Regions from separate parts of the Mus musculus genome. Here region 1 is linked to region 2. Evidence: chromatin loops called from intact Hi-C (ENCODE). Cell type or tissue: left cerebral cortex. All regions are shown on one strand. Each heading gives the region's core, and the rest is flanking DNA. Links, peaks and the distances in the headings are about the cores only.

Region 1 (16,276 bases), core at 2,831-10,830, 560 kb before region 2:
AAATGGAAATAATGTCATGCTGCATAATAAAAAGTCCCCAGAACTTTCAAAATTCACTTCAAATTAAATATGCTATACTGCTGAATAGATATATGAAAAATTAAAAAGACTTAACTAGCCCAAAATAGAGGGTTTCTTTTATACAAATATAACCCATGTGGGGGTTTCTTTCCACATAGTCACAGAGATTCTTTTTGAGAAACTAAAGCAACCATTTTATTTAAGAGTTGACTTGTTCGTTTTATCATCGTGTTTTCACTGAACACCCACACTTTGTGCTGGGCTTTGTCGTGGGTGGCGGGGATGCAGAAGAGGAAGCCATGGTCCTGCTCTTGAGGAGCTCACAGTCTCGTGGGAGGGCGGGGCAGAGAGGGTGCTGTCAAGTTTTAAAATTATAAAAAGTGTCCTACATCTTTATAAATTTCCTGTGTAATCAAATAAACTCTGTTATGAATGTATGGTAAATAGGGATGATGTCCAGTGCAGGGAAAAACCGTCTGCTTCAACATCATGTGACTTCCGCAAAGGCAGTGACGTGGTTCTGTAAAAGAAAAGGGGATTCCAAAGTCAGAGTCCTAGGTCAACTGATTTAACAAAGTATTTAGCATTTTTCACAAGTAACTATTAACTTAATATAGAACCGTTCCCCACATGTTTGTTGCTACAACACAGTGTTGTTAAACTCACTTCTCTGTTCTGTTACATAATTTTAAGCTAATTATATCTTTTATTCAGTATTTTTAATTAACGGAATAGATTAAAATGTTATACCTGTTTTACTCAGAATTAACACTAAAATTTTGGTAGATAAAAATGGCCATGGCAGACACATTAATATTCTGTTCACTGTTAACAGAATTTCAATGTGCATGCTGTAGTTTCAGACTAATTGCTCCCTGAGAAGCAGATGGTGTGGAGTGAGTTGGGCCCATGCACGGACTGAAATAGCATTTGGTAGTTGACAGAGATCTACTTCAATACTTCATTTTTGAGGTATGAATTCAGACTCCACGCTACAAGCTGGGTTTTGTTGTTGTTTTGATTCTGCTCCTCAGAATTCTTTATAGTCTCATCCCTTTTGCTTCTTTTCTCTTTTTTTTCTTTTTCTTTTTTGTTTCTTTCTTTTTTTTTTTTTTTTTTTTTGAGACAGGGTTTCTCTGTATAGCCCTGATTGTCCTGGAATTCACTTTGTAGAACCGGCTGGCCTCAAACTCAGAAATCTGCCTGCCTCTGCCTCCCGAGTGCTGGGATTAAAGGCGTGCGCCATCACGCCAGGCTCCTTCTTTTCTTTTAAAAAGCCAGAAATTATAGAGAAGTAAACCTTCAGAATGGCTAAAATTGAAATAGACTCAGACCTGTATTACACTATGTCACAGACACTAAGGCAGCATAGTAAAATTTTGACGCTGTATGATTAACTCGGACACACATGGGTTTGCGTTAAGATAGAGCATGAAGGTCAACACCATCGTCTCACAGCAACATCACAAAAAGGTCATCACACTGCCTGTTCAGAGTTACACAGACTGAGAGTTAGACATGAGTGTAGAATAGAGATTAAGCCCAAGTAGTTGAAGAATAGAACTTGCCAAGTGTCCATTAGCAAGTATTCTTTCTAGTCCACAGCACAGCAGCAGGCAAAATACTGAGGCTTGTCCTTGAGTGCAGGTGTCTCCTGGTAAAACAGTCACTTTGTGTCTTAAAAATCACTTCAGATGCTGAAATTTAGAAAATTTAAGACCAGTTTCGATATTCTACATGTCTGAGCGGCCAGATACAGGTGTTAAAAACTGAGCTTAGATGGTCTTTTGAGCAGCAACTGCTCATAACCAGAGTCATTTCTCCAGTCCAATTAAGTCCAAATTTAATGCTCCAAATTCTACGTGAAAATCTCCATTTTACTCCTTATTTTTCTCTATATACAGATTATACCATATAAATAGAACCATGTAACATAATCAGAATGACATGTAAGCCAAACCTCATTTTTATGACACCAGAATTTGGCGATGGCTTGCTGTTTGTCAAGATCTGCCATTCAGCAAGTTCTTTTTTTTTAAAAAAACAAAAACAGGAAGATGCAAAAGTAATCCTGAAAAGTATTCAGAATCAAAAGACTTGCAAAGTCTTTTAGAACTTAATTTTTAGTACTTACTGAAAGGCTATTTCATTAAGGAATACTGCATTCCCAATGAGGGGGAAAATGGAACTAAGAATAACAGCAGCTGACAAGCTACCACGTGAGGTGCAGTCCTTCTGCAGTTGTGCTGGGGACCTGCACAGAAGGACACAGTGCTCTGTATTTACTCCAGTTTTGCAGTACAGCTCCAACACCAGTGCGCTAATGCGCACATACGTTTATTGCCTTAATTGGAGGTGTTCACAGTGGCTAATCCCCATTATCCAGCCGAAGAGCCTGGCAAGGCAGTCTTTAAAGGATCTCCCCTGGGAATTTTCTTCTTGATCATCTTCAATATATTGGGTTTGGAAGACCTACGAAATGTGTTTTACATAAGATTTAAATTTAACTTCTTTGCTTCAGTGAATGTATCTGTTGCTTCAGAGTTCTAGGTTGTTTCATTGTTAGATCACACACCATGTTTAAATAAGGTTTTAAAAGCATCCTAAATGGATAGTATGTTCCATGGCCCTCAATAAATTGTCATGTGAAGATTTTCTTCAAACTAATTTATAAATGAGTGAGGTCATTTATCAGACAGAAGTGAGTAAAATTCCTTTTTTTCAAGATGGCAAAAATGATCCTATAACTTAATAAGAAGGTTTAAAATCAGCTTAAGTTTTTAAACATAAAATGGAATGCCTGTGCTCTGATCTATTGTCTAGGTGAGGAAACTGACTGGCACAGTAGACTCTGCAGGCAAGTGGGTTGAATATAAAGTGATTAAATGTGGGCTCCATCACAATACAAGATTGCCAAGCAGTTAGACCATCAAAACCCCTAGCTTTCTCACCTATAAAGTGCAGATATACTTATGAATGGAGTTTTACTAATGTTAAATTATACATGCACAATATTTCTTGGCCCCATTTCGACAATCTATTTGGGTTTATCTACTATTTGTTTTTGGTTGATAAAATTAAAAGGAACAAGCTAAAATTAAACATTTTAGAGAATCAAAGATGAGAAGGAAAGAAAAATAATTTAAAATAGTCTATAGTTTATAAATAAAATTCATCGTTTGTTCTTTCATCAAAAGTTCAGAAAACATGCAACTATAATAGGCAAACTAACTTCAAAACCCCATAGTTTCTTACAAGAAGGATACAGATTCATTTAATGACCCAAGGCAATTTGTGCTGTGTTCTGCTCCATAAGCAACACTTTTTTATTACAAAGTCTCCTTCTTATATTGGTGCCTGTGCCACAGGATACATTGATTTCAAAGATACAAAATATATTAGATCCTGAAAAACATCTGCCACTAAGGATTTTGAATAAAAAGTTGTAGAGCTAGTGTCAAATCCACCAGCCAGTCCATAGTTACAAGAATGCTGCCTCCATTTTGCCAGGGGAAGTTAAGATCAGATGTCACAATCATGAACATTGTCATACTTCATTCTCCTATTTGCATCCTTATTTTATTCATTGTCTGCTTTGAGGCAGGGAGCATGGACAGGAGAGAGAACAGAAAATGGCTGATGTAATGGCCCAGGCCTATAAGCCCAACCAAAGGATAGGATTCAGAGTTCAAGGGCAGATGTTGTTACAGAAGAGCAGCCTGGTGTTACAGAGACTCTTCCAGAAGAAACAAAACATCCAAAAACGACAAGCAATAAAAGTAGAATTCGCCCTAAAAGGAGAATGTGTTCTGTGAGTCCCACTAATATGTCATGTGAAATCTTCCTCCTAATGGTTTGTGAAAGGAGTAAGATCATTTAGTAAAAAGAGATCATGTTTTACTGATGAAGAAAGACATTGTTAGAGAAATTCAGACTTGGGCCCAGGAACTTTGCTGTAAAATTCAAAGTAAGCAATAATTTTGTTTATACAAAGTGGAAATGCAAGAGAATAAAACTGAGAAATGAGCTTCATTGGGCAGGAGGACAGTTTATCGACACTAGCTTTGTTGTAGTGCACAGTTTTGTATTGATTCGGAGTCTTCTTTCCATTCCTTTTTTGAGCAACTAAAAGGCTCTTCGTTTCCCTTGTCTGTCTGACTGCAAAGTTTGACCACGTGGACATTTCTTGACTGCAAATTCTGACACCCACCCCAGTTTTAGGTTCTATTTTCCTCACTCATCTGGCCTCCTCAGTTGATGCTTACCCTCCCCAAGCCTCTTATCCCCACCCACTTAACTTTACCTATTGGCAAATGACTCTTTCTACCTTTTCTTAGGAGATGCTACAAAGTAAATATGTGTGTCCCCTGAATGTCCTCATCTACCACAGCTCTTGGCACTGCCCCCTTTGTTTGCTTTCAAAACAATCTCACTCATCACCATATTGTAATCTCACATGATTGGGAAGTCTACTACAGGCTTTGACTTGGTATTTATTCAAGTTTCATTTATTACAACCCTAATAGAATCATGTTGATATTCCTAGTAACTGAAACTTACCTATAAGTTATTCTTATGTTTCTTTCACATTAAGTTAACCTAACTAACTGTAACCTTGTTTGTTTGATTCCATTTTAACCTTTAAAAATGTTGGATTGGCTATAGAAGCACAGAGCAATTCCCCAACCAAAAAGAGTTAGAGGACATAGGTAAAGGAACAGGTGTATAATAAATTCCTTTATAACCAGTTGCTGATGAACACCAAGAAGCTTGCCAGTTTCCATAAAACTGCACAAGTCAGTAAAAATCCAGATGGCCCACTTTCCTTTTCCAGGTGTGTGTGTGTGTCTGTAATTTATGAATGAATAAAAAATGTTTATTCATACAAAATCCTGTACATTAATATTCATATCAGCTGCATTCATGATTTCCTTCAATGACATTCAACCCAAATATCCTCCAGCCAGCCAATGGGAAAAGAAGCTGAGGTACAGTTACCCAACAGAGCACCTCTCACCAATTTGGGTAGAAAGCCCATTGACCCCTAAAAAGGAGGCAGACTAAAACATTTACATACAATGTCAGTCCATTTATGACACCCTGGGAAAGGCAGAAAGAAATACAGGCACAGATGGCAGATTAGTGGTTATCAGGGGTGAATGTTAGAGGTGGGCTGATTGTAAAATGGCAGCTGTTCTGGGTAGATTGAAAATTCCATAGCTTACTATTGTTGATTATTACATGAAATCCTACTTTTGTTAGAACCCATAAGATTAGGAAATTTTAGGGACTAGGGAGATACCTTCATATGTAGAGTGCTTGCTCTACAAAATTGAAGACCCACGTTCCATCTGCAGAACCCACTTCAAAACTACCAGGTATGGTGGTGCACAGGTGTAACCCTAGTGCTGGACAATCAGAGACAGCAGAGCACCTGGGGCTCACAGGCAAGCCAGCCTAACTCACTGTCAATTCCATGGTGTTCAGGGATCAGGTCTTAAAAACAAGGTAGATGATATTTAAGAAAGATACCCAAGGTTGGTTTCTGGCTCCCACATACACATGTGGATATATACCTGCACACACACACAACATCAATTTTACTGGATATAAATTATTTATTACACCTGAATTTATTATTTTTTTGAAAAAATAGGACAACCATGAGCTGTCCAAAGCAAGGTACTAATGTTTAGAATTTGGGTTTTCAGATATGGAATCATTATTTCAATATCCAATTGTTTTGACTCCGCAAGAAAATTATAAAATAAACATACTGGAAAATATTCTAATAACACATTTAAAATAAGCTACCTTTTTGTTTGTGTCTAATGAGCTGATGAAGAGTCTGAAGAACAATATTTTCCACTGTCAAAGAGGACATGGATGCATGAATTAAACCTAGAGCATTCATTCCCCATTCAGCATTTCCATTCCTATGAACTTAAATCAGTACTTCACCATACAAGGACACATAGCTATGTTTGCTTTAGTGTTGTTAATAACTGTGGGACAAAGAGTCTTTTATACTGTAGAAGAGGCTCACATAATTCATACAGATGATAATTTCTCTACATACTTTCATATTATTGTATAAGAGAGTGATCTTGAATTTGATCTCTGAAGTGACACATGTAGAATATATTACCCTCAAAATGAAAAATACCATTTTTACTATGACCAGTTTTCTGATCCTGGTCATGTTACTCCTTCATTATATGATGGCAATAGGCTGTATTCCAATGTTTTCTTACAGAAACTAAAATGCCATTTTAAGTGTGAAGTTCCCACCTAGCTTGAGACATCTGTTTAACTTTCATGGAAGCTTAGCTTTTACTGTTGAGTTTGATGATATGTTTGTTTTATTGATTTATAACTGTATCTATGGTAACAGATGTGAGCAAACCAAATCATTTGGTATAAGCCTACTTGTAGAGAAATCCATGTACACAATCGCAAAGGTTTTGGTTTTATTTTGTGAAACAGGCTCTTATTATGGAGCCTCGGCTAGCCTCATAGTCTCTATCTAGGCACTGTGGTTTTCTAACCTCAGCCTTCAAAGCGCTAATGTTACAAGAATGTGGCACCACACATAACTTTCTCACAGGGCCTTGAAATCTGCTTTAAAAAAATGTTTCAAGGTGCTTGTGGCAATAGATCAGCAAGAAAATTACGTGTCATACACATATGAGGACCTGAGGTTGAATTCTAAGTAACCAGGTAAAAATCTGGGCATACCTCTCTTGTCTCTTGCTCTCTTGGTCTCTTCCCTTCCCCACTCCGTTCCCCATTCCCTTCCCCTCTCTCCACATATTCATGGCCGGCCTCTACTTCTCTTCTTTCTCCCTCTCTCCCTCTCTCTGTCTTTCTCTGCCTCTACTACCGTCTTAACTCCACTCCCCATGCCCTGAATAAACTCTTTTCTATATTTAAAAAAAATCTGGGCATAGTAGGTATGTCTATTGCCGGATGTCATTCAGGTTCAGTGATAAAACATGTCAAAAAACAACTTAGAGAACAATAGAGGGAGACACCAGGTATAAACCTTTGGCTTTACTACTCAAATTCATACATGTTCATTCCCATTCGTATGTATACATAAACACACAGATGCTTATATACACCCCACATCTATAACACACACATACACACAGACAGAGACAGAGACAGAGAGAGAATTTCAAGTTATCACTACAATTGGATATGTTTATTTCCTGTCTATTTTGTTTTGTTTATCTGAATACTTCCTTCCTCCTTTTGTCTATCTTCTATCTCTTCTCCCACTTTCCCTCTTCTCTCCTCCCATATTTTCATTTTATTTATGTATGTATTTATTTTTCAGATCAGGTATCCATCTCAGGGTCTCAAACACAGTAGGCATTCAACTACTAAGCTGTAACCTCAGCCCTGCATTTTATTTTTTTAAACAAGAAACAAGATATCCCAATTGCTGACTTTTGCTTTCTGACTCCATCTTTACCTAAAACAATAAATTTAAAAAGTGTGTGCGGGAGGGGGTGGGAGAGTCAGTTCCAAGACGATGTGCTTGGCTTGGCTTACTGTCTATTCCCCTAGTTGTAGCTATTTTTCTCTACTCTAGAGTATTTTTGTGGAGTACTTTCTCCACAGAAAGTTTTCACCATTCTTAGACATGCCACACCGAAGGGAGTGGTTGACAGCTTTGAACACCTTGCCTGTGTATGAATGCGTGTGCTGCTGAGGAGAGATTGTTCGCCCACCACTGTGTATTCTCCCTTAACTAACGGCTGAGTGAATCATATCCGCTTAAGCTATATTCATCACCCACGATGCCATTCAAAAGTAATTCTCAGAAAGAAGCTCTTACTAAAGGCCCCTGGGAAATTGAAAAAAAAAGTCTGCTTGTCATTCTTTATTTAATAAAGTCCATAGATATAGTGTGGAAAAATCACCCTGAATGTGAAGACCTAAATAGCAAAAACAATAATGTGAAACCATGACAACAGATGCTGGTATGTCTAGTGCATAGTCAGTCTAAAAGCCGTTAATGACTGCAGCAAATATTTTTTGTTTGTTTAAAGCTTTCTTCATAAGAACATTTTGGTTATGTTTTTCCCTCCCCAAACTCCTTCTAGATCCTTCCTAACTCCCCATCTACCTAATTTCATCTATCTATCTATCTATCTATCTATCTATCTATCTATCTATCATCTAGGTATCTAGGTATTTAGGTATCTATCTGTCATCTATGTATCTATGTATGTATGTGTCTATCATATGTATATATATATATATATATATATATATATATATATATATATATATATGTGTGTGTGTGTGTGTGTGTGTGTGTGTGTGTGTGTGTGTATGTATATATATAATTATGCATCTAGGTATCTATCTGTATACACACACACACACACACATATATATATATGTAATCATCTAATCATCTATGCATCTAGGTATCTATGTAACTATCTATCTACCTATCATCTATCTATCTATCATCTAGGTATCTATCTATCATCTATGTATATATGTATGTGTTTATCTATCATCTATGTATCTATGTTACTTTCTACAATCTATGTATATATATAACTATCTATCTATCTCTATCTCAAATAAAAAACAGAAAAATTAAAACATGCTTAAAAGTTTTTTAAAAATGAAAATCAAAGCAAATAAACAAAAATAGCTTAGAAGTACATACATGTCACATTTTAATTGTTTCCATTTTAAATTTTGTTTTAAAGCAAAATAAAACACATGAGAATGACATGTACATTTTGATTTATTTTAATTACTTTCCATATATACTCAAAATTAGCCTTAAGTGCCTAACGTATGTATCAATTTATGCCCATTAACTACTGCAATGTCTAATCACTACTAAGGTTGTCTTTTGTGGTTTTATAGAACATTATATACCATCCAGCAGTTCCATGAAATAAAGATTTGCTTTATAGAAAAGCAACAGAATCTTAAGTAGATGGAGGGTTACAACATCCTGAAACTTCAAAAGAATTTTTACTAGAGAGCATGGCAGTGTATGATCATGTTTGCCTTGGGAAAAAGAAAGAAAGAGAGAGAGAGACAGAGAGAGATACAGAGAGAGAGAGAGAGAGAGAGAGAGAGAGAAAGAAAGAAAGAAAGAAAGAAAGAAAGAAAGAAAGAAAGAAAGAAAATAAATCCCACCACACACATAAGAGATCCTGAGTTTGAAGTACAAAGGAACTGTTAAAAACTAGCTCTCTTCACAGGCAAACACACACACTACTAAAAGAGAGTGTGCTGTATGTGTGTATGTATGTATGTATGTATGTATGTATGTATGTATGTATGGCTCTAGAGAACCATGCCTAATATAGCAGGCTCCTATCTTTTCTGTGTGGGAATGCATGTGACTTCACAAGGCATACTCTGACAATCTCCAAAACCCTGTGGTTCCCGAAGCCTATTTCTCATTCTATACACTGATGGCTAGGTTCTGTGGAGCTGATCCACTTCCCATGTTTTCCTGTCCTGGAGTGTAGGCTGCCATAGACTCCTACCAGGAAAAGGCATAGTCCAACAAAGTGGACAGAAATTCTCAAGGCCCAGGAAATTTCTGACCAATGAAGTCTCTATCAGTTCTATTCACAAGCCAGTAGAGAGTGCAAATTAAATGAAGCAGAAAAGATAGTCTGCCTGAAGAAGTACTTAGTGGTTGAGATTGACACTGTCACCTACCACAACATCTGTTAACTGTTACTTTCCTTGTTGTTAAAGTTGTTACAAACTGTAATTGTTTACTTTTTGTCAGTACTGTTAATTTTCATGAATCTCTAAGAAGTTCTAGTGAATATTTCAATTTGACCTTGTATCTGTTTTACTCTCCCATATTAAATATTCATATATTTATTTGGAAGAGAACATTTATTTTTACACTATATCCTAAGGTATAAAGAAAATTAGATAATACCATCACTGCTCTGATGGCCGCCCTGTCCTAGAAGATAGGCTTTGGCGATTGTCTTCTCTACCTCGTACCTTTTCTCTTGTCAGTTTCTTTGTATTGCCCTTTTATTTTTAATCTAAAAAAGCAAAATAGTTTTAATTTTAATTGTGTGCATGTGTGTGTATCCATGTGTGAGTTTATGCACTTGAATGCAGGTACCTGCCAAAGACAGAAGTGTAAGATTCCCCTAGAGCTGTGTTAAGCAATCATAAGTCTAACACCAGTATTGGAACTAGAACTTGGGCCTGACCTAGGAGCAGTATTCCCACTTGACTCCTGAGTTATCTCTCCAGTGCTCTTTTTAGTCTATCTCAGTCTACTTGTTTTTGCTTTCCTCTGCATGGACTTCTTCCTTTCTGACATCCAATGTTGGTTGAAGTCCCACCATGCCGTCACCTGTGTTCTCTCACTGGTTCTAATCACACAGATTATAGTTTAGCTTCCATCCCACGAGTTCTCTTTAATTTCTGGTATTGTGGAAAGGAGATGCCACAGACAATAAATGTGTGTGTGTGTGTGTGTGTGTGTGTGTGTGTGTGTGTGTGGTATGTGTGTGTGTGTGTGTGTGTGTGTGTGTGTGTGAGAGAGAGAGAGAGAGAGAGAGAGAGAGAGAGAGAGAGAAGAGAGAGAAAGAGAGAGAGAGCAGTATTTGTTTAGATGTATTCATTTGTATGTGGGGGTGCATGAACATTTGATTGAATGTGCACAGGCCAAAAGTGACCCTGGGTGATTTCTTCAATTTCATTCCACCTTATTTTTAGACAGGGTTGCTCCTCAAGAGGAAAGGTTCCTCAAGAGGTGAAAATGGCTGCCTGTTTCTGCCTCTACAGCTCTGGCGCTATAGACACAGATGATATTACCTGCCTTTTATGTGCATGCCAGGGACCCAAACTAGTGAAGCAAGCACTTTGCCAATGGTATCATCTCAGCCCTCTCCCTGTCTTCCCTCACCCAATAAAAGGTTTACATTGTCTCATATTTGTCCCAAAGTCAGTTTAAGAGATCTAAGTTCTTCTCCTGATTATTCCTGCTTGAAGCAATCTAGATTTAGCTCAATTAAATTCCCTAAACGGTGTGAAAAGGCTTTGTGAATGGTCTAAACATTTCCCTTAGTAACTATTGGATCTTCACTGTCTGCATGAAGGAGAGAGAAGAGCCCATTCTCTGTCCTCATTTGAATGGAATGTGTGCGGAAACTCATGTGAGCATCTTCAGCAAGATAATTTTATTTCTATATAGTTTTGTCTCATGTTTGCTGACCCACCACAGATCATGGTACTGTGCAAGTTAACTTCTACTCCATAAAGCTGGCACAGTCCTTGAAGGCAACTGTTCCTGTTGCTTTTGATATGCTTAGCCATTTTAAAAGATATAATTGGTTTTAGTTATGCGTTGGAGTGTTTTGTTTTCATGTATGCATATCATGGGCATACTGGATACCCAAAGAATCCAAAAGACTGTATGTATCAGATCTTGTGAAACTGGATATTCAGGAAGCTGTACACTGCTGAGCAGGAGCTGAGAACCACACCTGGGTTCTCTGGGAGAGCCATCCTGCCAACTGTTTGTTTATTTATATTTATTGTTTTGACATAAAACAGTTACCCACTCAGTTTGGGGATACTTATTCAGTTTTATTCAGAGCCCCTTCGCCTGTCATGACATCATTAACCAAATTTGGGGTGGGGAATCCATCAATGTGGATTTGTTTATGCTGCATCTAGCAGAATTCCTAACATTTTGACATTTTGCTGTAATTTTCACTCTGATAATCAACTATTATGGAGTCAAGACCTTCCCTATTATTTCTAACATAGAAGATAAAGGGTGGTAGAACTATAATTGGTTGCATCAGTATTTTCCTAGAAGAAAACACAGATCCTTGATTCTTGGATTCCTAAGGGAAATTAATAGTGTCTTTTAAGTTTCTGGAAACATCCCAGAGCCACCAACACTGCCAATTCTTCTGGAAATGAACCTCAAAGGAGGAAGCTAAGAGAATGAGTTTGGGGGACAGGACGTGACACCTGAAGGGAGCTGACTCTCTGGGAGTGAGATGGTAGGAATTCTAAGAAAGGAAAGACACCTGCATATGCAAGAGCCAGAGCCACTGTACTGAGGGGACTTCAGGTGGCTGCAGGTGGACCTGAACACATGGGAGCTACAAACAAGATTTCAGTGTTTAATTTGGCAGAAGAAAATAAACAGAGGTCTTTCAAAAGGATTGTGGAAATCACAAGGAAATAGCACAGGGGTGTAAATTAAACTGGATGCACCCCCCTAAGGAATTTTAGTTAGTCCGATCATATCATATCGACAGTGTAATGAGACCAGACCTTTTAAAAGAGCTTAACAAAATGAAATACTTTAAAATTGGAACTATATTGAGTTGTGCATGTACTCATGAACAGCATAGTATTTGATAATAGAGAGGAAGAGAGGAAAAACGAAGAGAGAAAGACAGAGAGGGAGTAGAGACAGAAAGAAAGGGGTGGGGAAAAATGTGGAGGCAGAAAAGGAAGATAATAAAGCAAGCCTGGGGAGTGGACATAAAATCTTGTTTCTCTGGCTCAGTTTATCTTAAGGTTTGAGCACTGCTGTTAGTTCTCTCTGTCTCTGTCAATTTCTCTGTCTCTGTTTCTCTCTCTCTCTGTCTCTCTCTGTTTCTGTTGGTCTCTGTCTCTGTCTCTCTCTCTGTGTCTCTGTGTCTCTGTCTCTGTCTCTGTCTCTGTCTCTGTCTCTCTCTCTCTCTCTCTCTCTCTCTCTCTCATACTCACTCACTCTGCTACCCACACACTCCTTTCTACATACTAGAGGTGAAATACTTCTCTGGGAGAATACTATCATAGGATGGTACTTCCCTAGAGTTGACTGAGAAAGAATAACCCACCGAGACAGTGGATGCCATCATCACACAAACTGGTCCTGGACTAATTATAAAGGAAAGGGGGTAAAAGTTAGTTGAAGATCCGCTTTCCTCTCTCTCTACTTCTTGATTGTAGAAGCAGTGTGAAAAGGCACCTCACACTCCTACAAACTATTTCTTCCTTGCCATTGTGGCTTTCATCTTTGAACTGTGGCCAAAATAATCTCTTGCCCCTTTAAGTTCTTTTCTGTCAAATATTTGTTACAGCAAGATGAAATGATTTAATACACTAGTCACTGAGATTGAGTGAATTGACTAAGGTCAAAAATTTCCAAAATTTCCAAAATTTCCAGCCTGACTGTTCATAGATCCATGAGCAGAGAGGCATACTGTGGTATGGATTCTGTCATGAGAACATTCACCATAGTTTTAACAATCCTCTGTGGCTAGGGACTTAGACTCATTCTGACTAATGTGATAAACAGATGAATAAAATTATTAGCTCTTCACGATTTAGTGGTCATTGGATTCCAATGAGATGCTTACTACAGATGAGCCATTCATTTCATAAAAGGGAATGGATATTCAGATATTCTTATTCAGAACCCATGACTTTTCCTCATAAATTATGATATTTGTCAGTGATGAACTCCCCATAATAAAGGAAAAGTCACTTGCATAGAAATGAAGTGTACCTGTGTTTATCATTATACTGAAGGTCATAGTTCATCGAATGTGTGCTTTGAACATAAGAGGTTTACCAGTTTACATAACTTTCAGAAGAAACACACAGACATGGAAAAAAAAACAGCATGGCATGATACTAAAGCTCTCAGCCCTGTCTGCCCATCAAATGTTGACAAAACGTTACTCTTCACTCATCAGAACACCACTGTGAAGGAACAAATGCCATTTTTAAATTAATGGTTATCCCAATCAAAGGAGTAGGGGAACTTTGCGTGCTCCCCTCCTTTATTTTTGCAATGTGAACCATAACAAAAGCAATGTATTTATTCCACACAGTCCCCCCTGCCTTCCCCCTGCCTCTCTCTCTCTCTCTCTCTCTCTCTCTCTCTCTCTCACACACACACACACACACACACACACACAGACACACAGACACACAACACACACACACACTCATGAGTAGAAAGCTCTTGAAGTTCCCTTTATGTTACTGCCCTCTAGTTCTAGCTGAGAAGCATGGGAACACGGCCTTCAGCAGTGCGGAGTCTAAGGGAAGGATGAAATCTGCCCCTAGTATATTCTTAGCATTGCTGCTGTGATCCTTCCATGATGTGGTCAGGGACACAGGCCATGTCCAGTGCAGAAAGCATTTTGACTGGGAATGGAAATGAAAAGAACTGAGAGAATGCTGTATCCATCTCTGTATATTCCAGCAAGCACGGAAGCCCTTCATCTGCTTTATCCCAGCCTAACTAAGGAGACACAAATTTCTTGGACTTGATATAAAAAACAAAATTAATAGAAGTTCACAAACACTTGTCTCTGTCTTTTTGTGGGTTCTAGTGGAAAATTCTAGCTCACATAGCCTAATATCGTGAAAGTTATTTTAAAAGGAAGTAGCCTAACATGAACATAGGAATTTTGAATACAGAAAATGCAGTAATAGCCTATGAAAACACAGAAGTTGCAAGAACAATCTTTGTAAAGTACTTGACTTCTTGCCCGCTGTGACACCCACTGAGGCCTGGACCTCTCCTCTAAAACATTGTCTGTGGACAAACTCAGCCCAGCCTGACCCACAGTCTCCCTTCCAATAAGAAAGTACAGCTGACACAGGCTGCCTGATCTTGGAGCAATAAGGCTCCCTGCATGGCACATGTGTCCTAACTGTGTGGTGACAATGTATGAGGTACTTTCTCATTGATGGAGAGCATGGGAGGAATCGACTTAGTGAAAAAATTCACGCATTTGCAAATAAGTGTACCTTCTCATTTCACCTGTGCATGAGGCCAGGGAATACTATTCCTTAGACACTCTAGCCAAGTGCTGGATGACTTCTATGCACAGTTACCAAGCTTCCAGCATGGGTGATATCTGTGGGTACTTTAAATGAGATAGTCATTTTATAAGATGCTCTTTCCAGTAGTAAATTCTTGCTACCTGACACCTTAAATTCTGAGATTAAGTAAGCATAAATAAGTAAATAACTGGTCACTCTCGGAATACACAAACAGAGATAACTGTTGAATTTAGCCTAGGTGATGAAATTTTGAAGTTATGAATCACCTGCAGAGATGTTACCTTTTCCAAAGGGCTTTCTACTCGAGGAATGTTGGTCATTGGCATCCGGGCCACATTGTCCCTGTGTATATGCCCATTTTCTGGTTGTCTTCCTTTAAAATTGTTTACCACGCATACAACCTAAAATTTCAGGAAAGAGTTTCCGTTAGGTAAATTATATATTCTACAACTAACACCCTTTTGAGGAGCTTCATAAATTTCCTATAGCAACCAAGTTTCAAAATTACCAAAATGTTACATGAATAAAACTTTACACGCAGACTTACCATGAATAAATTAGAATAGCTATTCTAATGCAGATTAGTTCTAGAAAATTCACCAATGAATATGTAAAAGAATGAATAATGACAATTCTGTCATTCCAAAATGTTCGTTAAAGTATAGACAATGTTCAAACCTATCCAAAAATAACAACATAACCTTATAAAAATCCGTAGCAAGCTAACCTTTTCTTAATGTAGCTAATCTACAACTTGATTTTCATGCTCATTATTTCCCAATGATTCAAGATTATTACATTCACTCTAATCCTTGACAGTTGGCACTCTCTAATTTAGTAACATTCTTTCAATTATACTAGTTTATTGTCTATTGTGTCATATATAAATATATATATATACATAATTTGAACAATAATAGCTTACTAGAGCTACTCTTGAAATAGAAGACCTTTTACATAAAGAGAATTAACCCTCATTTCAGCTGATTATATTGCAGAGGTGAAAGAATGAATTGAATCATGCATGAAAATTAAGATCCTGTAATGTTAAAGTTTCACATTTTTCATTCATCTTCTAAGGTTTCCGATTTAATAGGTGAAGAATAGGGTATAGGAGAAGGAATCTTTAAATTTACTGCAAATTTTCTGATGCAGATGAATCACATTTAAGAAATAATGATTTAAGCAACACAGAAAAATTATTTCCTATGGTGAGTTTATGCGAACCACAGGATAATGTGTTGTTCTCCTTTCCTGGGCTTCATATTCTAGAATAAATAGTACTTACTTTTAGTTTCAGCCTAACTCTTATTTTTAAGTAAGTAAATTCTTGATCAATAGCGATATATTTAAATTGTATATTTTCACAAATTTATCATTGGAAGACAAATTTTTTTGTTAAACTTACTACTAAGTATTT
Region 2 (16,276 bases), core at 3,465-11,464:
TTTCTTATTTTTTCAATTTTTTTATTAGATATTTTCATTTACATTTCAAATGTTATCCCCTTTCCTAGTTTCCTTTCTGAAAATCCCCTATACCCTTCTCCCACCCTGCTCCCCAACCCACCCACTTCTGCTTCCTGGCCCTGGCATTTGCCTGTACTGGGGTATATAATTTTCAGAAGACCAAGGGCCTCACCTTCCATTGATAGCCAACTAGGCCATCCTCTGCTACATATACAGCTAGAGACACTAGCTCTGGGGGATACTGGTTAGTTCATATTGTTGATCCTCCTATAGGGTTCCAGACCCCTTTAGCTCCTTGGATACTTTCTCTAGCTCTCCATTAGGGGCCCTGTGTGCCATCCTATGACTGTGAGCATCCACTTCTGTATTTGCCAGGCACTGGCATAGCCTCACAAGAGACAGCTATATCAGGGTCCTGTCAGCAAAATCTTCCTGGCATATGCAATAGTGTCTGCATTTGGTGGCTGATTATGGGATGGATCCCCAGGTGGGGCAGTCTTTGGATGGTCCATCCTTTCGTCTCAGCTCCAAACTTTCTCTGTAACTCCTTCCATGGGTATTTTGTTCCCTATTCTAAGGAGGAATGAAGTATCCACCCATTGGTCTTCCTTCTTCTTGATTTTCTTGTATTTTGCAAATTGGATCTTGGGTGTTCTGTGTTTCTGGGCTAATACCCACTTATCAGTGGGTACATATCAAGTGACTTCTTTTGTGATTGGGTTACCTCACTCAGGATAATATCCTCCAGATACATCCATTTGCCTAAGAATTTAATAAATTCATTGTTTTTAATAGTTGAGTAGTACTCCATTGTGTAAGTGTACCACATTTTCTGTATCCATTCCTCTGTTGAGGGACATCTGGGTTCTTTCCAGCTTCTGGCTATTATAAATAAGGCTGCTATGAACATAGTGGAGGATGTGTCATACCTCAACCAGTTGGAACATCTTCTGGGTATATGCCCAGGAGAGGTATTGGGGGATCTTACGGCAGTACTATGTCCAATTTTCTGAGGAACCACCATAGTGATTTCCAGAGTGGATGTACAAGCTTGCAATCCCACCAGCAATGGAGCAGTGTTCCTCTTTCTCTATATCCTCACCAGAATCTGCTGTCACCTGAACTTTTGATCTTAGCCATTCTGACTGGTGTGAGGTGGAATCTCAGAGTTGTTTTGATTTGCATTTCCCTGATGATTAAGGATGTTGAACATTTTTTCAAGTGCTTCTCAGCCCTTAGGTATTCCTCAGTTGAGAATTCTTTGTTTAGCTCTGTACCCCATTTTTAATGGGGTTATTTGAATTTCCAGTGTCCAGCTTCTTGAGCCCTTATGAATTTCTTATATCTCATGTTTATGAAAAAGTATTATTTATTCACTGTAGATTTATGGATTATTTTCCACTATAAAGGACTTCTTTGACTTCACCTGTATCTCATGGATTTCTAAGTAACCAAGGAACTCAGCCAGTTAGCGGGAGAGCGAGTAAGAGAGACACTCTCAAACCTCACTCTCACAAGGTCAATATACTTATTCTTCACAGAAATTTTTATAAGATCAAAAGTGGCTGGTCATAGTTCTCAAATATGTTAGGCAATTGCTGTCCTTTTGTATGACTGCTTGGTACCCATGGATGCGGTTGTCCTGTGGAAGTCATTCCCACTTCCATCCATGTCCTCTATAGTCTCTCCCTCTGCTTTCAGAAGGCATCTGCTTCCATCCGGAGTTCCTTCCCATCCTTTGTGACCTCCGCAGGGAACAGCTCGAGATTCTCTCCCTACAGATTTTCTCTAACCATCATAAGAGAGCTCTCACCGAGACCCTGAGGCTTTTGCACACAGAGGAGGTAACTAGGATCATTTGCACTAAACTGACTTCGAGAAGGGAAACAACTTCCATGTGACGGATAGCTGACCTGTTGTGTTATGTGCTTCTGAGTCATTAGCGAGCATTCAAAGCACAAAGCTCCTACTAGCGATTTAGTCCAGCAACTCGGCTTCATTTATGTTTAGCATAAGTTGGAGAGACTAGTGTTACCTTTCTTGTTACAGCTTCAAAGTTTTAGTATCTTCATACTTCCAGTTCTGAAAAACAGTCCCTCCTCTCCTGGCTCTGAAGGAAATTGCTGAAAACAAGAAGAAAACTCCAGAAATAAGGATACTAAAATTTAACAAAAACTAACAGGTCACTTTTACTTACTTTTTTAATAGATTTTTTTTTGAGACACAGGACTCACGTAGTACAGACTAGCCTTGAACTCTCATTGTGTACATAAGACTCGCCTTGAACTCTTGATCCTTTTGCCTCTCTGTGTGATATTAAAAGTCCAGTATTCACCACTATGCCTAGTTGTATGCAGGGCTAGGAAATGTATTCTGCCAAGTTGACAATTCACACTAACTTTCATAAGTACCTTGAGATACTGCCCCCCAGGAAACTTGATCCTCCTCATTCAGTTAGGAATCAAGAAAATACACATACAGACTTTCATGCAAGCAAACTGATAGAGATTTTTCTCAGTTGATGCTCCTCTTCTCATTGTATTTTAGTTTGTGTCAAGTTGACACAAAACTTACCAGGCCACGTTCTTATAAAAGCTATTCATCATAAAATACATTCTGAATCATATGGATTAGGGAGGGTGCCAAAACAGGATTTATCAATATTTGTACTTTTCCTTCTTTCCTAGTTTGTTTTCTGTTGCTGTGATAAAGCATTCTGACAAAAAGAAAATTGAGGAACAAAATGTTTATTTTAGCTTACACATCTAAGACTTCATCATAATATTGCATCTCTCTCTCTCCAAACTTGAATAAATAAATGAAATGAAATTCTATAGTTCTACCCAGTGAGATCACAGAATTCTGGAGGTCCCCGTACTTGTAGTCTGTGCCCTTGATAATAGGGTATGGCAAGGAATTTTACAAAGAATTTGAATAACATAGTGGCTATTTCATAGAATATGAGAACACAGAGTGATTTTTAAAAATTATTATTTGCATATTTCCTTAATATCCAGAGAAAACGGTATAATCTTTAGAAACCAGAAGAAAGATATGGTCCTTTGATTTCTTCCCTCTTTCCTGTCTTTTCTTTGTTTTAAATGTATTTTGTTAATTTTTATACATTTGAATTAAAAGAAATTGCATCACTTTTCTCCTTCCCTGTCCTCCCTACAGTTCCCCCCAAGTCCCCACCCTCCAGCCCCTGCGCTCAGACTGATAGCAGTTCTTTTTCTTTACTATTGTTACATACATAAATATGCATGTATATTTGCATAAATGCATGTGTACATCTGAATAAATACATAAATACAACCCTCTGAGTCTGTTTATATTGCCTTTCTCAGCAGTCATTAGAAGCCTGCGGTTCTTGGTCTTAGTGTGTGTCTTAGCTAGGGTTTTACTGCTATGACAAGATACCTTGACCAGGGCAACTCTTATAAAGGACAACATTTAATTGGGGCTGGCTTATAGGTTCAGAGATGCAGTACATTATCATCAAGGCAGGAAGATGACAGCATCCAGGCAAATGTGGGGCTGGAGGAGCTGAGAGTTCTACATCTTCATCCAAAAGCATACAGAAGAAGACTGGTCTCTAGGCAGCTAGCACAAGGGTCTTAAAGCCCACACCCTTAGTGACATACTTTCTCCAACAAGACCACACCTCCAAATAGTGCCACTCTCTGGGCCAAGCATATTCAAACCACCAGTGTGTCTTAGTCAGAATTTCTATTCCTGTGATCAAACACCATGATCAACAACTGGAGGGAGGGAACATTTTTTAAACTCTCAGATTATAAATCCATCATCCATACTAATCAAAAAGGGAACTCAAGGAGGAATGTGGAGGTAATAACTGGTACAGAGGCCATGAAAGAGAGCTACTCACTGGCTTACTCTCCATGACTTGCTCAGCCTCCTCTCTTATATCACCTAGGACCATCATCCCAGAGGTGAATGGCCCACAATGGGCTGAGAATTCTCAAACCAATCACTAACTAAGAAAATGTACTACAGACTTGACTATAGGAAAATCTTATGGAAGCATCTTTTCAGTTGAGAGTCCCTTTTTCCAGATGATTCTAGCTTGTATCAAGTTGACATAAAACCAGCCAGAACAGAATAGAACCCCATGAGATTTTTCTCTACTTCTACACTAATGCATTTACTGCCATTGCTGTTGATCAGGTTTTGTTTGTGTAGCCATTTCTATGAGAGACTGTTTCATAGCAGACATCTTGATATTCTGACCCTTACAGTTTCCTGCCCCTTCTTCCATGATGTCCCCTGAACCACAAAGAAGCTGTGATATATGTGCATCCACTGAGAGTAGGATCCCAACAATCTATTGATCACTACACTGTGTCCAGTGGTGGTTTTCTGTGCTGATCTTTATTTGCCATTAAAAAAAAAAGTTTCTTTAATAAGGGTAGTAGCAATACTTATCTATGGGTATAACGATAAGATTTAGAATATAGGTAGAGATTATGCTGGCGTAGCAAAGTGGCAGAAGTAGATTCTTTTCCAAAACTCATGACTCTAGTTTTCCCAGGAATTTAGCTAAGTTTCTAGCACCAGCTGCCATTTTGCTCTTTTGGGTAGACCCTAAGTCCAATTAGATAACTGTAGTTTACCACATGTGAGTACCACTTATGAACTTTATGGTATCATGCCTTACTGGTCACTGTAGTTCATAATGTTTGTAGGAATATTAACCACTTCCCTCTCTTGGCAGTGTGCATGGTACCTTCCTAGGAACACAGAAGCAAGTGCACAGAAAAGAGGCCTTCGGGTGGATGTGCTTTAATGCTCAGATGCCAAGAATACTCTATTATAGTAGCTAGGTAAGACGTAAACCCAAGCCTAACAAATGAATTAAAATACCTTGTATTCTTCACAGTTGATGTTTTGCCATGAAAAAAGCAGCCATTATATGCACTAGGTTAAGATAGATGGATGGATAGATAGATAGATAGATAGATAGATAGATAGATAGCAATCCAGATTTCACTAGAAATAGCTTCTGTGAAATATCTAGAATTTAAATGAGACTTTGCACACTAATCTAGAACCCGAGAAAGAAGCTACAATCACTTGTGTCTTACCTTACAAAGAAATTTTATTTCTTCTTTTTTAAAAAAAATACCTAATATTCTATCTAGGGAGATGGATCCATCAGTAAAATGTCTTCTCCATAAGCATGAAACCCTGAGCTTGGATTCCCTGAGTCCATATAAAACATGCTGGACTGCGTGATATATGTCTAGAACTCCAGTCTTGGAGAGACAGTGGGGAGGAGACAAGGAGATCCCTGAAGCTCATTGGCCAGCCAACCTAACCAAATGGATGAGTTCACGTTTAGTGAGATACAGTCTCAGGCACAAATGTGTCAAGCAGTCAAGGAAAGATATCCAACCTCAATTTGGATCCTGCATGAACACATATGTAAGCACCTACAAACACATGTATGCACATATACAGACCACATACATACACAACATACACAAAAACTTTTATAAAAAACCTAATGTTAATGATACATTATATCTACTATTTAAAGTGTATAATATTAACAATATAACTTAAATTAATAGAGTATGTATGCATGTGTGACCCAGTTCAAAATAGAAAGCATCCACCCAGCAGTCACACATACTCACTCGGTGGAACAGAGTATCTTAAAATTTAAGCACATGCGAGCACCAATCGTACAGATGATACTGAAACCTAAAGCTTCTCTAGATTATGGAAATAAACCCCAACTCTGTGAATGAGCTCCTCCTTCATATAGGGAAAAAGAGGCAATATGCTTCACTCAAGACAGCAGATGCCAGAGGCCAAAATAGCTACATTCACAAGGGAGATCTCTCTGTGAAATCAGCAGATGGTGAAAGCTCCCCAGAAAATGGAGCTTTTTTTTTAAACACTGGTCCCTGAAAAGAAAAGTAAGATGTAGGTAATTGGAAAAGAAGGTTATAAGGTATTTGAGGTCATAGGAACTGTGTGGTTAAAAAAAAAAAAAAAAAAAAAGATAAGTCATGGAAGGCAGGAGTGTATAATGTACCTCCATTGAGCAATCTGTGCAATCAGCCTGGAAGGAGGGATTCAATGCAAAGAGCCAGAAGCATCCATCTAAAATGCTTGGCTGATAATGAAATCCTCAAGTTTTTAAAGGAACCAAGTTACTATAAGGAAAAATATTTTATCACTTTTAATGTTTAGCATTGCCAGCGCATGGTGATTGAGAAGTGAAGACTGAATTCAGTTAGCATTTAGAAGTATTTCTAAGTTCTCTAGACAATGAGCCTCCTTTGCCCTAGGTATCCATGCTCAGTTTAGGGAATGTTTAAGCAACTATTCCTGAAAAATGCAATGCTCAGGGCTGGGTAAATGGCTCAGTCAATAAAGTGCTTACTGCACAATCATGAAGATGTGACTTTGACCCTCAGCATGAACACTGCAAAAAGTCACGAAGTGGTGGGACAGAAACGATTCAGCAGTTAGGAGCACCTACTGCTTTGGCAGACGGCCCAAGTTAGGTTCCCAGCGCCCATATCAAGTGGCTTGCAATAATCATCCCTAACCCTAGTTCCAAGGGATCTGGTGCCACCTTTTGGCCCCTGTAGATATCAGCACTCATAGGCCCATACACAGAAAGCCAGAAAGCCTGCATGTGCGCACGCACACGCGCGCACACACACACACACACACACACACACACACACACACACACTAAAAATAAAATTTAAAATACAATCTTTAAAAGCCAAGTGCAGCAGGATATGCTTGTAATTACAACAGTGGATAAGTGGAAATAGATTTTCTGGTCGGTCAATCTAACTCAGTTAGAAAGCACCAGGTTCGGGGGAGACAATGTTTCAAGTAAAAATAAAAACCTGTCTGTCTGTCTGTCTATCTGTCTGTCTTGGAAAGGACTACTAATGCTGTGATGAAACACCATGACAAAAATCAAGTCGGAGAGGGATTATACTTCCACACCACTGTTCATCATCAAAGGATGCCAAGACAGGAAAATGGGGCAGGAAGCTGGAGGCTGGAGCTGATGCAGAGGTTGTGAAGGAGTGCGGCTTACTGGCTTGCTTTCTTGTAGAATCCAGGAACACCTGGCCATGAATCACCCCACTCATAATGGGCTGCACCCTCTGCCATCAATAATTCATTAAGAAAACGCCCTACTGGCTTGCCTATAGCCTGATTTTATGGAGACATTTTCTTAATTGAGGTTGCCTCCTCTCAGATGACGTTAGCTTGTGTCAAATTGACATAAAACTACTCATCATATATATCTCTATCTGTCTGTCTGCCTGCCTGTCCCTGAACTGCTTGTTTCCTAGGCATAGACTAAGCATATCACAGACATTTTCTCCCATAATCCCAAAACACTCCTGTAATTATGGTCATCCTCATTGTGTAGATGAGGAAATGAGGCTTAAAGAAATTAATCGGCTTGCCCAAGTTCATGCCGCCAGTGAGGATGGAAACAAGGCCAAAAGCAGGTATTTCTGGAACTAAACTGCATGTTCTTAACCGGTTTTCCTGATGGTGTTCTCATCACTAATTAGTAGTTTCATGTTTGGAAGCTGCCGTTGGTCCTGGCCTTCCTTGTGCATTCTATGCTGCCACCATCTGGTTTCTTTTGAGAAGTTCAGGCTTTTCCTCTGCAGTTATTCTCAGACTCATTGGAATCCTGCATTCCCTTGAAGAGAGGGCTGCAATGTGTGTGGATTCGGTGTACGTGACTTAAAAATCTCCAGCCTTGTCAGTATATTCCCTATTACACCAGTGTGATGTGTTAGGGCCACTGAGATTTGAATAAAAATTAACTCAGTGACCAAATTGTGCTAACAAAAGACAAATTCAAAGCCAGACAGCCATGGTGTGGAAAGGCTGCTGGAGGCAGGGCAACCCTGAATGCAGGGAGTAGAGGGAGCGTCATGCACATTCTCTGCTGTTGATGAGGAGATGCTGGACTTAGTCAGGACAGAAGAGCTGAGAAGGAGACGCAGGCTCCAAGGCAGCGGATTTTCAACCTTCCTAATGCTAGCAAGCAGGATATCTGATATGCAACCCCCCCCCAGGGGGTGATGACCTCCAAGTTCACGACCGCTGTCTGAGGTCACAGGGAAGACATTCAGAAGAGTCAGGAAGGAGCCAGTAGAGATTCGTTCCTTAGTCATTTGCTTGCGAAGGCTTACAACCACAACCTTATGAAAAATGAAACACCTTCGCATGTGTAACAATGATAATAGATCCTTTGCCAATGCCTTGCTGACATCCGGTTTCTTCTGCTAGTCTTCATGCCCCAGGGTGTATGAAGCCTGGTTTTCCCTGTATGGGAGGTAAGAGCAAGACAGAAGCGTGTTTCATCTCTATGGCAAAGTGAGGCAACATCTGATGTAGAATGGGCAAAGGTCGGCAGTTGGAAGCTCTACATTGTACTCTGACCTCTCTGCCCTCTGAGGGTTTGGGAGCCTTGAAGCTGGCCGACCTGCCAGAGCTATACAGTTCATGCACCTTGAATCTCTTGTTTGAGAGCATAGCCATAACACTTATCGAGATTCTTAGAACAACAAGACATGTGTTTAATGCCTGCTCAACTTCCCAGCACTACATTTATTACTTCAATCAGGATGACTGCCTTTTCAAGACCAACCCTGGGCTGCAGAGTGAGACCGTATTTCCAAAACAAGCAACTCCAAAACCACCAAATCTGTTGTGTTGTTTCACTAACTTGCACAAGGATGCTATAAAGTGTAGATTCAGCCCTCCCCCTAGTACTACATAACCGACAAATGATCTAACTCATCAGTCCTTGTGAACATGCTAAGAAGGTAGAGTCTGTCACTAGGCCTGAGAAGCTGAACAGCATTCAAGGTCAAACAGAACTGTGAAGCTGTCAGGTTTCATCTAGTCCCAAAAGCTATTAACCACACTGCACTCTGACACTTGTTCAATACCTGGGTGCCTCCCACACCTTATACATGCAGGTGCACATGTGTGACTGCCCTGGGTGCCTCCCACACCTTATACATGCAGGTGCACATGTGTGACTGCCCTGGGTGCCTCCCACACCTTATACATGCAGGTGCACATGTGTGACTGCCCTGGGTGCCTCCCACACCTTATACATGCAGGTGCACATGTGTGACTGCCCTGGGTGCCTCCCACACCTTATACATGCAGGTGCACATGTGTGACTGCCCTGGGTGCCTCCCACACCTTATACATGCAGGTGCACATGTGTGACTGCCCTGGGTGCCTCCCACACCTTATACATGCAGGTGCACATGTGTGACTGCCTTGGGTACCTCCCACACCTTATACATGCAGGTGCACATGTGTGACTGCCCTGGGTGCCTCCCACACCTTATCCACGCAGGTGCACATGTGTGACTGCACAGTCCTGTGTCTGCCCCTTACTCGGCAGTGGTCTGGCAGGAGGAAGAGATTCAGAGTTCATATGATCAGAAGCCCATCATTCAGTGCCCACTCTAACACCCCCTCCCCCTTCTGTCTACCTGACGAGGAGGAAAGTTTAACACAAGATGACAACGAAACTGACGAGCGGGAAGTTTCAATTACCAGCGTCTGGGATGCGTAGAGTCTCTCGGAAGAGACAGGATTGGTCTTTGAGTTTCTATAGTGATGGTTGTGAATGTTTCAACTAGCCATGGTTGTACTATGACAAGCTATGACAGGCTACATAGCTTACACTGCAGAAATGCATTTTCTCATAGTCCCAGAGGCTATAACTCTGGGGTCCATGTATTGGTAAGGTTGGTGTCTTCTCAGGCTTACCCTGCCTGGTAGGCTGTCATCTTCTCCACATTTTCCTGGGATCACTCTTCTGTATGTCTGTCTCTATCATACTCTCTTAGGAATTCTTCCGTCAAATATGATTAGTACTTTTTTTAACATCCTAATTTTAGAGCTGGGTGGTGGTGGCACTTACCTTTAATCTCAGCACTCAGGAGACAGAGACAGGAAGATACCCATTGTAACTTATTTATCTCCACGAAGATCTGTCTCCAAGTACAATATACTATATAGATTCTGTCTTCAAGTACAATCACAGTTTGAGAACTGACTTGGACACTAATGTATATAGAGGGAAGAGAATGGCTTATAACTGTCATTCACAATGACAGTTCCAGGAGATCTAGCACCCTCTTCTGGCCTCTGCAAGCACCAGGCCCTCACACAGTGCCCTTACATACAAGAAAAACACTCAAACATGTAAAATAAAAATAAATAAATCTTTAAAAATACTTGGCCCATTACTTATAATTTAAAAACATCTGTCAGTTGGGATTATAGGAAGTTTTGTTCAAAGCAAGTTGATTCTAATTACTTTGTTTCTTCTTATAATCACATTCGTGATTACTACTCCCACATTAAAAATAAGATTTTTTTTCAGACAAGTAGCATTATTATTTTGTCTAGAATATCCTAACAACATCCTGAGAAGAACTATGTATGTACCAATATATTCAAACACTTGAAATAAATTCCTGTTTTTCAAAATAAGTAAGACTCGGTAATCAGGTTTTTAATTAATTAAATACCCAGGCATATAATTACCAATTTTATACATTTTAAACTCTAGAGAAAATTAGCATCAAGTAGCAATTATAAGTCTAGTATATTTATACTTTATAAGTTTTCATTTGGAATATTCTTAGGAGTAGAAAACAGTTCATCAAAAAGTAGATTTTTACCCTAAGAACTCAAACAAAGTAACAGAAATAGTCTTTACTCTAGGGTTGATGATGGACCTCGCTGTGCATTCTGGAATTTGTTTTGTTCCTTTCTGTAACATCCCAGAAATAACAAAACATCTCAGTAAACACGGGGTGATTTGGTCACTCCTGGTGATGGTTCCAACATCTCTAAGCACAGTGATCTACTACTGCCACAAAATTACTACGTAGCATGGAAATTTTGTCTAAAATTCTGTCATGTCATTGCCCCACTCACTTTAATGAGAAGAACTGAAGCAAAAGCCCAAAGTCATGCCAATCAAATGAATATTAGCTCAAAATCTCTTGTTAGACTGTCAGTTTTCGTGTGCAGTGAGCTGAGGTTAAACATACGCTAAGCCAATGTTTCCTAGAACATAAGGTCTGCGACCCACGCTGAAAAACCAAGGACATCGAACTGGCCAGCATTCATCCTGCATCCCTAAGAGAAGATAATTATTGGCCCTGAGAGTGAACAACACTAGTCAAAAGTTCTTCAGGTGTAGAACCAAACCAATATTGTATAGATGAAGGGCCAAGACGATGAGTCAATAACTATACTCCCATTCTCCTGGAAGAGGCTAGTTGTGAATTCATAGAAATATCATTTAAGTGTTTTATGTTCCCTTCTAAGGATCAATTAAGAGAGAGACAAGTATAAGGAAAGATCAACTAAATGCACAAAGTATTGTGTCTCTTGCCATGCAAAGGTTTGAATGGCCACCGATGCATCTGTTAGGTGGCCAAACTACATTAATTATGATTATAGCCAAGCCTCGATCATACAATAAGGAAAACAAATTATTCAGATATTTTGTCCCACCTAGCAATTCTTTCATCAAGCTGCAAACAATTGTCATCAACATGAAAATGCAAACATTTGATATGGAGAATCAGGTCATGTTATGTTGAGTCACTGGTAAAAAGCATTTGATCCTCATTGAAGGCTGAACGTCATGGTTATTTAACATTGGGGGCTGATGGTGGAGTGGGATTGATGCGGGGGTGGCTATCACTCACTGTATTAGGCTAGTACAGGTTTTCTGTGATTTCCTGCATTTCACAATGCTACTTTAGCCACCTAGAAAAGGAACAGAAACTTTCCACTTCTCTTCCAAGTTCTTATTACATCACATGAGACCCTCCAACATGTAATCTTAAAGTGTCCCTGTGATAACACTTTTAGAACACTGCATTGTTCTTAAGTTCTGCATAATGAATCCTTAAAGACTATAGGTTATAGGGTTTTAAACAATTGTTTAACTTAGAGATCTCTTTTACAAAATAAGGTGTCTTCGTTTGCTTCTTTCTTACTAGGATAAATACCATGATCAAAAGCAAACGAGGAGGAAAGAATTAGTTGGCCTTACAGGTTATAGTCCGCCATCCTGAAAAGCCAGGGGAGAAAAATGGAGGCAGGAACTGGAGCAGAAAACAAGGAAAGCTACATACTGATTGTCTGTCTTTTCTTTCTTTCTTTCTTCTTTTTTTTTAAATTTTTTTCTTTTATTGGATATTTTCTTTATTTACATTTCAAATGTTATCCCCTTTCTACCTTTACCCTCTGGAAACCCCCCATCCCACCCCCTCCCCCTCTCTCTATGAGGGTGTCCCCCCAACCATCCACCCACCCCCACCTTCCCACTTTAGCATTCCCCTACACTAGGGCATCGAACCCCCACGGGATTAAGGGCCTCTCCTCCCACTGATGTCCAACAAGGCTACGTATGGGGCTGGAGCCATGGGTCCCTCCATGTGTACCCTTTGGTCCAGTCCCCAGGAGCTCCGGAGTGTCTGGTCGATTGACACTATTGCTCCCCCCAAGGAACTGCAAACCCCCTCAGCTCCTACAGTCCCTTCTCCAACTCCTCCACTGGGGACCCTGTGCTCAGTCCAAAGGTTAGCTGTGAACATCTGCCTCAGGTTCTGGCAGAGCCTCTGGCTTTCTATGATGTGGTCAGCTTGCCTGCTTTTTGTTTTGTTTTTAAATATCATTTCACATTTGTCGTTATTTAAGGAGACATTTTTTGTACGTGCTAATCTTCATGGAACTACCCAGGTTGCTTTTTTAAAATATACAATGTAGAGAAAGGCGTGGGACTGCCCACTATGGGCTGGACCATCTGACACTAGTTGCTAATCAAGAAAATTCCCCCACAGATCTGTAACCTGACTAATCTTCTGAGGGCAATTCCTCAATGGAGGTCCCCTCTTTCTAGGAGACTCCAATTTGTAACAAGTTGACAAAAACAAACAAACAAACCTAACCTGCTCAGGACACTCCTGTAGGTTCCCGCTCAATAAACATGGAGATCCAAACCCTGTAAGGTATAGGGGTTTTATATGAAAAGCTTTTATAGAAACAAGGAATTCGGGATACAGCCACTGTTGCTTTCTAAAGTAGGGACTGAGGTGAATGAACATGGCTCACTTTGTACTCTTTTTCTAGATCTTAAAGATATTTCTCTTCAGCTGTAGAAATGGCTTTGAGATGTATCATGACCAACCCATTTATCCTGCTTTATAAAAAAGCAAACATCACCAAGGTTCTGCTTGCTAACTCAGAAACCATACATGTTTACAAATGAGCTGTTGCCACAACTTCTGTCTTGGATGACCCACTGGGAAGTGGGAGAGGGTGGGTTGGTAAGCAGGGGGAGAGGGAGGGGATAAGGGGTTTTCCGAGGGGAATCCGGGAAAGGGGATAACATTTGAAATGTCAATAAAGAAAATATCTAATAAAAAAAGAAAGAAAACAACAACAAAAAAAAAAAGAAAGAAAGAAAAAGAAAAAGAAAAAAAAAAACCAAGGGGTGAAGTAGTAGCATCTTCATTTGAAGTCCTCTAGAAGACTTCCAGGCTTCCAGGCAGCTAGGACAGGGATATAAAAGCTGATGCTCACAGTGACACACCCACTCCAACAAGGCCACACCTCCTAATAGTGCCACTCCCTGGGCCAAGCATATTCAAACCATCACATTCCACTCCCTGGAACCCATAGGCCTGTCAAACACATGAGTCTATAGGGTCATACCTAGCCATAGCACAATAAAAAATGTATTTAGTCCAACTTCAAAAGTCCCCATAGTCTATAGCAGTCTCAACGAAGTTTAAAGTCCAAAGTTCGAAGTCTCTTCTGAGATCCATCCAATCACTTAACTGTAATCCCCAAAGCAAGAGAGGAAACCCTCTGGGCAAACTCCAAACTCTGCATCTCCATGTCTGATGTCAAAGCAATCTTCAGATCTCTAACTCCTTTTTCATCTTTGTTGACTGCAACAAATGTCTTTCTCCTGGGATGGTTCCACTCCCTGTTAGCAGCTTTCCTCAGCAGATTTTCCATGGCCCTGGCATCTCAAACATCTTGGGATTTCAAGGAAACTTCAAAGACACAGCTTCTTGTTCCAGTGTCTGGAATCCACACATGATCTTCTGGGCTCCTCCAAAGGGCTTGGTTCATATCTCTAGCTCTGCCCTCTGTAGCACTCTAGGCTCTAGTTGACTTCATTCCACTGCTGCTGCTGTTCTTTGTGATCATCCTATAGTACTGGCATCTCCAATATACTGTCTACCCCTGCAACTAGACTTCACCAATAGCCTCTCATAAGCTCTCTTCAGGTCTCCTCAATTCCTTTACAAGACCCCTTTAGTCATGGGCCATAAACTGCAACTGAGGCTGCCCCTTCACCAATGGCTTTTCCTGGCCTCTCACAAAGCCAAGCCTCGGTTGCTCTCCATGATCCCTTCATGCCTTCAAAATCAGTACCACCTGGGTGACTTACACATGACCAAGTTCAGCTACAGTACAAGGTACAACCTTAGGTATGTCTGGAATAAAACTTCTTTGTGCTCTCAGAAAACACTTCCCAGATTTCACCTCAGTGATGTTGGTCTCTTCTTAATCATTGCTAATTTCTTAGCTCCAGCTAACCAGCACCAATTATCCCAGTAGTCTCCTTATCTTCTTGATTATAAAGCCAGAACCAAATGGATAAAGCTGCAGAATTCTGCTGCTTGCTAGGGCTAGAACATGACCCCTTGTTCTATTACATTATCATCAGCTTTCTGTTTTCCAACTCCCTCACTGCCTAAGCTTGACTGTCCTGGAACTTGCTCTGTAGATTGACCTTGAACTCAAGAGATCTGCCCAGCACTATCTCTTAGGATTAAAGGTGTGTACCACCATGCCTGGATTTAAGCTTTTTTTCTTCACTTAGAACTTGCTCTGTCCCAGGCTGACCTTGAACTCGGAAATCTGCTTGGCCTTGTCTCCTGAGATTAAAGGTATGGAGCACCATGGCTGGATCTAAATTTAGCTGTGTGGGATCTTGCCCCAAAGTATCACTCCCTTGATCTGTTATCTCCTAGAACACAGGATTCTGCTTCATTCTACTTCCTGGTGCCCCTTTTACGCTTGAACCGTATATTTTCTATGTTTCTTTTCTCAGCTTGCTCTTTCTCATTAAATTATTCTTCATAAGAGTGAACTTTACTAACCACACAACAGAATTTATGCCAGGCTGTTTTGAGACTTCCTTTTTCAGAGTAATTAATCTCTTTATCTTGGTCTCGGGGAGACTTCAGACAATGGCAAAAAGCAGCCACATTCTTCACCAAAATACCACTAAAACAGTCTCTAAACCATATACTAAAATTTTCCACTGAAGCTTCTTGGGCCAGGTCTGCACAGTTCAAATCACTCTCAGCAACAACGTCTTCCATATTCCTACTAGGATGGCCCATTAAGTCTCACTTAAAGGATTCCACTGCTTTCCAAATCCAAAGTCCCTCAATCCGCATTCTTCCAACCAAAAGCATAGTCAAGACTATCACAGCACTACCCCAGTCCCTGGTACCAACTTCTGTCTTAGTCAGGGTTTTACTGATGTGAACAGACACCATGAGAACTGGGGAAGTTGGAAGTAACTGCATCATCTGTCTCCACTAGATTGGCCAGTATTCTAACCTGACGGTTCTGTGTTGGCCTTATTCATTTTTCTGCTTATGCTCTCACTGTGGCTCCAGCCGCCACAGTTTCAAGTCCAGTGGGGTTGTCTTAGTGTTCATCTGGCTCAGCCTCTGATCAGTTTGATAGTGCACTTTTTAAAACCTCTCCTGCCCATCGCTTCCCACTCCCTGTTTTAATCCCTTTCCCCCTCCTCATTCTTGTTCTCTAGCCATTCCTCGGTAAGTGGTCAGCACACACATTACCTGGCTGGTGTGCAGAAAGATTTTACCTTCATGGGAAGCTGTAGAGAGCACAGCGTTTAAGAATTGGACCCTTAGGCAGGCATAGTGGTGTATGCCTTTAATCCCAGCACTGGGAAGGTAGAAAGGCAGGTGGCTCTCTTTGAGTTCAAAGTCACCCTGGTGAGATCTAGGACAGCTAGAACTGTGTAGAGATACCCTGCCTCAAAAGAAGAAAAAGAAGGAGAAGTGGGGGTGGGGGAGAAGGAGGAGAAAAAAGAGGAGGAAGAAAAGGAGGAGGGGGAAAT

What was found. Hi-C counts contacts between places; a loop is a spot of excess contacts. Peaks named below come from ENCODE experiments on the same cell type or tissue, not always from the same donor. Only the 100,000 strongest peaks of a DNase experiment are listed, where the experiment ranks them.
Region 1: it touches region 2 in a loop (2.4-fold over the local background); 3 of 42 quality-filtered maps call a loop at or near these places.

What each region holds. Positions count from the first base shown.
Region 1 is chr3:117,670,881-117,687,156 of GRCm38, reverse strand. It overlaps Plppr5 (phospholipid phosphatase related 5), which reads right to left. Exons shown (of 6, transcript NM_029425.3): 5 at 15,138-15,257; 6 at 1-541. The coding sequence ends at 509. Among named protein-coding and RNA genes, the nearest start is that of Plppr5, 100 kb to the right of the region's middle. In left cerebral cortex, for the core only: no CTCF peak of the experiment used is centred there; a DNase peak (open chromatin) is centred at 7,760.
Region 2 is chr3:117,111,971-117,128,246 of GRCm38, reverse strand. No RefSeq gene overlaps it. Among named protein-coding and RNA genes, the nearest start is that of 1700061I17Rik, 42 kb to the right of the region's middle. In left cerebral cortex, for the core only: CTCF peaks have their summits at 7,663 (motif pointing left) and 10,227 (motif pointing left); DNase peaks (open chromatin) are centred at 5,849, 7,147, 7,669 and 10,211.